Linked DNA regions of Homo sapiens: region 2 is linked to region 1. A link is a contact called in ENCODE Hi-C data. All regions are on one chromosome and are shown on one strand. The core of a region is the stretch at or near the end of the contact, and the rest is flanking DNA. Distances in the headings are between cores, read along the strand shown. Region 1 overlaps CACNA1D (calcium voltage-gated channel subunit alpha1 D). Region 2 overlaps CACNA1D (calcium voltage-gated channel subunit alpha1 D).

Region 1 (3,507 bases), core at 560-3,059:
TCATAAAAGGAAAAACCAAGTAACTGGATGTCATCAAAATTTAAAACTTTTGCTCTGCAAAACACACTTAGAGAACAGAAAGACAGCTGGGCATGGTGGCTCATGCCTGTAATCCCAGCACTTTGGGAGGCCAAGGTGAGCTGATCACTTAAGGTCAGGAGTTCAAGACCAGCTTGGCCAACATGGTAAAACCCCATCTCTACTAAAAATACAAAAATTAGCCAGACATGGTGGTACATGCCTGTAGCCCCAGCTACTCAGGAGGCTGAGGCAGGAGAATCACTTGAACCCAGGAGGCAGAAGTTGCAGTGAGCCAAGATCACATCGCTGCACTCCAGCCTGGCAACAGAGCAAGACTCTGTCTCAAAAAAAAATTAAAAAAAAAAAAGAGAGCAAGAGAGATAATAGAAAGACAAGCTATAGACTGAGAGAAAATATTTGCAAATCACATATCTGATAAAAGACCTGGATCCAGGATATATGGGGCACTTTTCAAATTGAACAGTAAAAAGAAACCCAAAAGACAGAAATAGTCACTTCACCAAGTCACCAAAATAATAATAAACAGGTGGCAAATAAGCGCATGAAATAACATAACATTATTATCCATTAGGAAATAAAAATTAAAACCAAAATGAGATACTACTACGCACCTATTACAGAAGCTAAAATAAAAAGTACTGACACGATTAAGTGTTGGCAAGAATGTGAAGCAACTATAGCTCTCATACACTTCTGGTGGGAATACAAAATGGTACAGCCATTTTAGAAAGCAGTTAGCTTCTTATAATGTTAAATATACAATTCCACTCCTAGGTATTTACGCTAGTGAACATCTATATTCATACAAAAACCTGTACGTTTCTAGCACCTTTTTATAATCACCAGAAACTGGAAATAACCCAAATTTCCTTCAACAGATAAATGGATAAACTGTACTATATCCATAAATGTAATATTACTCAGCAATAAAAAAGAACGATTTCTCCACACTCCTAAACATGGATGAATATCAAAGGCATTATGCTGAGTGATTCCATTTACATGACATTCTGGAAATGACAAAACTATAGCAATAGAGAACAGATCAGTGGTTGCCATGGGCTGGGGTAAAGGAAGAATAGGACTACAAGAGGCAGGATAAGTTTTGCGGGGGACAAAACTGTTCTGTTATCTTAATTGTGGTAAGAGATACAACAATTTATATGTTAAAGCTCACAGAACTGTATACACGTGCACACACCCCGATTTTTACTGTATGTTAATTTTTAAATTAATAAATAATCTGAGCAGTGTGTATCAAGAATAAAAAAGAATTTCTAAAGGCAGAGAAAGGAGCCCTAGATGAGAAGTAGGCAGGCATTCCCGTCTGCTGAGATGCAAACAGGGTTTAAAGATTCTTCCTTCCCAAAAGGTCAGGCGCAACTGATAACAAGTTGGGAGGAGGGGGTGGTGAGAAATGGACCATGATTGAGAATGATTTGAAGAGAAAAAAGACATGTGCCAATATAGCATTAAATGAAAGGGCTGTGGGCCTCAGGTTTAGAAAGTCCTAGATCTCTCTTTTATATGTGCCTTTTGTCAACTTATTTCTCTGTTCCCTGGGAAGTACCTCAGAAAAAAAAAAAAAAAAAAAAAACACACACACACACACACACACACCCACCAGAAAAAGCAGCCAGAGAGCAATAGGGGAAAGGGCAGAAGGTCCACCAACCACAGCCACTTTCACACTGAACTCCACGGGCAAAGCCCTATCCTGCATCTTGTTATACGACTGTGACTGAGAGCCTTGTTCAAATGCTCAATATTTTCCACAGCTTTGTAAAATACAGGGCCATAAAAAACATAGCTGGAAATCCCAGCATTGATTCATCTCACAAGCCCGTGACACTAAATGTTTGATAAGTCTTTCTCAGTTTCTAGTTCAATCATTTGGTTATGGCATCCTCATGGGACCACGCCAGATACACTACATAGAAATAGTAGGATATAAGCTATGGGAAACATAGTTTTGCTCTAATATAATTACAAGTTTTCACCTTCATTCTATTTCATTATATTCTCTTTAAAATGTCATAATCCTACATATTTGAAAATGATATTATCATTCACAATGCAAATTTGAAAAGGGGAAGTTGTTGTTTCTGATTAAGTCAATGTATGAGAGTCAGGGGTATTTACTATCTCCCTGGCTGCCAACAGAACCTTTTCCTGTTTATGACTAGAATGCAAATAGTCATTGAGCTCAGAAGAATGTTGAGTCCAAGAACTTAACCAGCTTTAGGCATCATTAATCAACAAAATATTGATTGTTTACTGGGTACAAGGCCATGTGCTGGTCCCTGGGTGGTTACAAATGGATAAGATGTAAGCCACCAATGTGCTTTAACCTCACGCAGCAAAAGCCACATAAACTGTGCTATGGGAGAGGGAACAAAGAAGAATCTAATCCCTACCCTTGAGGGAGACTAAAAAGTAACTAAAGAGAGAAGCGGAATGTATTTGAAAAAGACCTAGGAAACGGTAACGAAATCTAAGTGCATGTTCAATTCAACAGCCATCCTGTTGTGGACTCAAAGGTGGTGGCACGAAGAAGGGAGCCCCTTGAACTCATCAGGGCATGCTCACAGAGAAGCTGAGTTTGGCAGAAAGGCCTGGAGAGTGAGGGGGCTGTGAGGCTAGACACAGCATGACTTGTAGGAATTGCATATGATTGTTCATAGCAGTAAAAGCAAATTACTGACACAATTTCTATTTTTGTAACGTCTTTTTTCTGTGGTACAATACTAGACATTCTGGTTTTAAAACACACATATAGGCACACTTACAGTTTAGGACACCCTCACAAAGATTGACACAAATATGATTTGTATGATAATTTTCCACCTTTTTTTTTTTTTTGAGACAGAGTCTCACTCTGTTGCCCAGGCTGGAGTGCAATGGTGCCATCTTGGCTCACTGCAAGCTCCGCCTCCCGGGTTCACGCCATTCTCCTCCCTCAGCCTCCCAAGTAGCTGGGACTATAGGCACCCACCACCACGCCCAGCTAATTTTTTGTATTTTTAGTAGAGACAGGGTTTCACTGTGTTAGCCAGGATGGTCTCCATCTCCTGACCTCATGATCTGCCCGCCTTGGCCTCCCAAAGTGCTGAGATTACAGGTGTGAGCCACCATGCCCAGCCCATGATTTTCCACTTTAACACAAGTCTCTAGGTAACATATCTAGTATGGAAAGCTCCTACTGCAAAGGCTTAGGCCTTAGAAGAACCTTTGAACTCACCAGTCCTAATTTTTACTCTCTCTTCCAATGCAAAGACTGACTGCCAGGGAATCAAATCTGTTGACTGTATAGGGCTAAATATTACAGAATCTGGAGCCTATGTCTGGCGTGTGTACATGTGACTTGTCATAGGGTTGGATAAAGACCCTACTTATCATTACACTGTTACAACTGCATTGGAAAGAAAATGGTTCTGGTTACAAATTGCAAATGTAACAACTATT
Region 2 (3,507 bases), core at 717-3,216, 190 kb before region 1:
CTCCATTACCTTCGCTGACCCTCCCAGCAAGCTCCGGGTAAGCTGGGTGCCTACCCATGTGGCTTCCATTTTGCTTACTAAAAACTGAGGCTCAGAGCTTTTAGCTGTCTTTCCTGAGGCCCTGCAGTGTATACACAAGCAGGAGTGAGGACTGGGTCCAGGCCTTATCACTGCCTTTCCTCTTTATCACACATACGGGGGATCTATAGGTGGATCACACCTATAGTTCCCCTGCCTGTGCTGTCCTCCAGGAAAGGAGGCCAAGTAACCACAGAAACTCACAAGAACGAGAGGGGCTGGCTCATTCCCCAAGACTAGTAGCCTCCTGGATGCTCCCAGTTGGAACCACATGAGATACCCTTCAGGAGCCAGAGTGTGTTAACAATACACATCTTATGGGGAGCTATCCACATGTCCATCGGGGAGCTTCTGGGCTGGGGAGCTTGTTGTGTTCATTTCAGAATCCCTAGGATGTGGTCAGTAGTGACAGCTGGATTGAACACAGGTTGGGGCCCAGCTGGAGCACTGTAGCGACAGCTGGATTGATTGGACGCAGTTTAGGGCCCAGCTGGAGCACTGTAGTGACAATTGGATTGAACACAGGTTGGGACCCAGCTGGAGCACTTTCTCACTTACTCTGGGTAGTGGGGCTGGTCCACCCTCTGCAGCAGGCCCAGAGGGAACCTCTAGCCCCAAGAGCCCTCAGCTCAGCATTGAGAGCCTAGACCTACCCCCGCTCTCCTGCTTTGACTCTGGGTGCAGGCTTCGGACAGGTTCCCAGTGTCTGGGACCCGGCGCTGCTCTGACCTCACATGCTCACTCCAGGGACCCCCAATTCAAGCCTGTGCTGGACCTCAGAGGCTGACACACTTTCAGCGCTGGCTCTGCGTGGCTGGCCTGGCCTTGCTCTGACACTCCTCTTCCTTGGGTGAGCAAATTGCTGGGCCAGACCTCTCCCTGACAATCACTGGTGGAGTCTACAGGGACACCCTGACAACTCAAAGGAAAATCTTCCTGCAAACACAAACCGGCATGTTCTCACATTTCCCAGTGGGTACAGCCAGCTATGGTTGGCTTGCCGTGCCTGGGCCACTTCCTCTGAGGAAGCCTAGGCTACCAGATCATTCTTGCTTGCGACGTCGTCATCAAAACAGAGATGCTACTGATAGAGGACCCGGGGAAACTCCCAGAAAAGAATCTCGATCTTGTAGACTCTTTCAGGGCTGCAAGGAATCTCTAAAGAGCAGCTCCTTAATGCCCTCGATTTAGAGATGAGGGATCAAGCCCCAGCAGGGATCAGAGGGCACCTAGGGTCACAGTGCAGGTGTAGGAAGATAGCCCAGAGCACAGGGCTCCCTCTCCTCACCACGTCACCCGAGCAAAAGGCTCCTACTTCTACCAGACTGGCTAAAACACGGTGTCAGATCAAGAATGATGCCAATACAATCTTAGTCCCAAATTCAAAGTTACTGACTTCCCTGGGGTGATGCAGGGTATTCCCCCCTCGGTCAGCAGTTCTCAACAAGGGGCAGCTTTGCCCCCCAAAGGACACTTGGCAATGTCTGGAGACATTTTGGTTACTGCTACCAGGGGAAGACGAACCATTGGCATCTAACAGCTGGAAGCCACGGATGCTGCTAAACAGCCTAAAAAGCCCAGGAAACACAACCAAGAATCATCCCAGACTGAAATGCTAATAGCACCAAGGGTAAGAAACTGCCCTAAGTGGCTTTAAAGACCATCTCCCAGTAGGGACTGTGAATGTCTGTGTGAGTGGCCACAGCACCCCAACTAAGATTCTGATACATCACTAGTGGGTCATGACCATGGCAGGTGGCGTAAGCACTCTCTGATTTCATACCACCAGGTCTGGCGATGGATTTCATAATTACAAAGTCTCATATGTATCGGGAAACCTAACGCTCAGCAGTGATGACTCAAATGGGCTGAGGGTGTGCTTAGAACAGGGCCCTAGCCCCAGGGACAGACAGTATGTGGGTGCCCTTCTCTGGGTATGGGGGAAATCAGTCAATAAAGAAGGCACTCCGCTCCTGACCAAGGGACAGAAGCCAAAACAGTGTGTGACTTTAACCTGATTTTTGTCCAGCTCACAGTTCTTATACTCTTTTTCTCCTTGTTCCTGAAATGTAACGATGACAAAGCCCACAAAGATGTTCATCATGAAGAAAGCTACAATGATGATGTAGATGATGAAGAAGATGGAGATCTCCACGCGGTGGTTGTAGATTGGGCCGATGTTCTCTCCATTCGAGTCGATGGCTTTATACAGCAACCTAGAGAGAGAAAAACCAAGTGAGGACCTGCCAAGCCCCCCAGCCCACACGGCCCAGCCCGCTGCCTTCCCAGGTCCTCCCTCTCCAGAACTCCTCTCATGAGCACTCGCTGGGAACCCACCCCAAGGCTGCTGGACACAACCAGGTCTCTCCCATCAGCCTCAGGCCCAAACAGCCAGCACTAAGAGGAGGGGGCACCCAGGATATCATCATCGAGGGACTGTTCTGAGGAACTGAAAATCAAAAGATTTCACAAATATCCTAAAACACTCCTTTCTATTCAGAGAGGAAGAATATCACGTGTAAGACACTGGAGGAAGTGAAAACTATGCACACTGGCAAGACAGTAAGTGACCAACCAGAGTAGTTCCAAAGAACTAAGGGTGCTTCCCCAAACAGAGATATGCACTAAAATTAAAGCTATGCCTAGCGGAACTCTTAACAGGAAGAGGGGGATTACTGTAACACCCTTGGGGTCCATTGATCCCCATTCTGATGCAGATTCAACACTTCTGGGGCACCCAGCCCATGCATAGGCTTCCCGAGACACTTTCACAGCCTCTCCCTTAATCCTCACATCCATCTGGGAAGGCAGACATTACTATCATCCCCATCATAGGAATATTCAGGGAGGTATCAAAGTGCCACAGTCACACTCCTTGGGGGCAGAGCCAGGAGTTGAGCCAGTTCCTCCAAGCCCCGAGTCCCAGGTTTGCTCCTTTCTCCTCAGCTGCCACCATGATTTGCTCAAGTACAGTGTTCAAAGCCTGACACTATAGCCTGTGCCTGCACACAGTGAAGGGCCTTACTCCATGCCTCTGTTCTCCCAGGATTAAATCCCTAATGAACAAGCCCCACCTGACTGTCTCTTTATCCTACAGGAGCTCCTGAAAATATCTGACTCTTACACACACCCCAAGAACTCTGCTGGCCTGCGAGCCCCAGCCTGCCCACCTCCTGCAGCTCATCTATGCATGGGGACCGGGTATCCAGGACTCTAGGTGTGTTTGCACACTGATGGCAGGAGCTGGGGGTGGGAGCTCCAGAAGCAAAGAGCAACACGAAAGCACAGAGGATTCTCCCTTTCAAATTCTAACTTCTCCTTACCTGCTCTTCTTACTTTACCCATCAACATCTTAGCCATTCTTCAGGACCCTGTTCTGCACATCTAGGACACACCAGACCACCTGCCTGGTTTGACCACTTGACACTG

The links. Hi-C counts contacts between places; a loop is a spot of excess contacts on that map. Pooled maps may share reads with other maps.
Region 2: a pooled map shows a loop between it and region 1 (6-fold over the local background). The contact joins two enhancer-like sites. A Hi-C loop is called at or near these places in 4 of 37 single-sample maps with no recorded cell type and 4 of 50 pooled maps.

Annotation. Positions count from the first base shown.
Region 1 is chr3:53,553,593-53,557,099 of GRCh38, reverse strand. All of the region lies in intron 3 of CACNA1D (calcium voltage-gated channel subunit alpha1 D), which reads right to left. Among named protein-coding and RNA genes, the nearest start is that of CACNA1D, 61 kb to the right of the region's middle. Within about 2 kb of position 1,809, at least 2 of the 41 ENCODE cell types and tissues checked have a DNase peak (open chromatin) inside an H3K27ac peak, as active enhancers do.
Region 2 is chr3:53,748,055-53,751,561 of GRCh38, reverse strand. It overlaps CACNA1D (calcium voltage-gated channel subunit alpha1 D), which reads right to left. Exons shown (of 48, transcript NM_001128840.3): 27 at 2,093-2,294. Among named protein-coding and RNA genes, the nearest start is that of CHDH, 97 kb to the left of the region's middle. RefSeq lists an enhancer at 2,090-2,289. Within about 2 kb of position 1,966, at least 5 of the 41 ENCODE cell types and tissues checked have a DNase peak (open chromatin) inside an H3K27ac peak, as active enhancers do.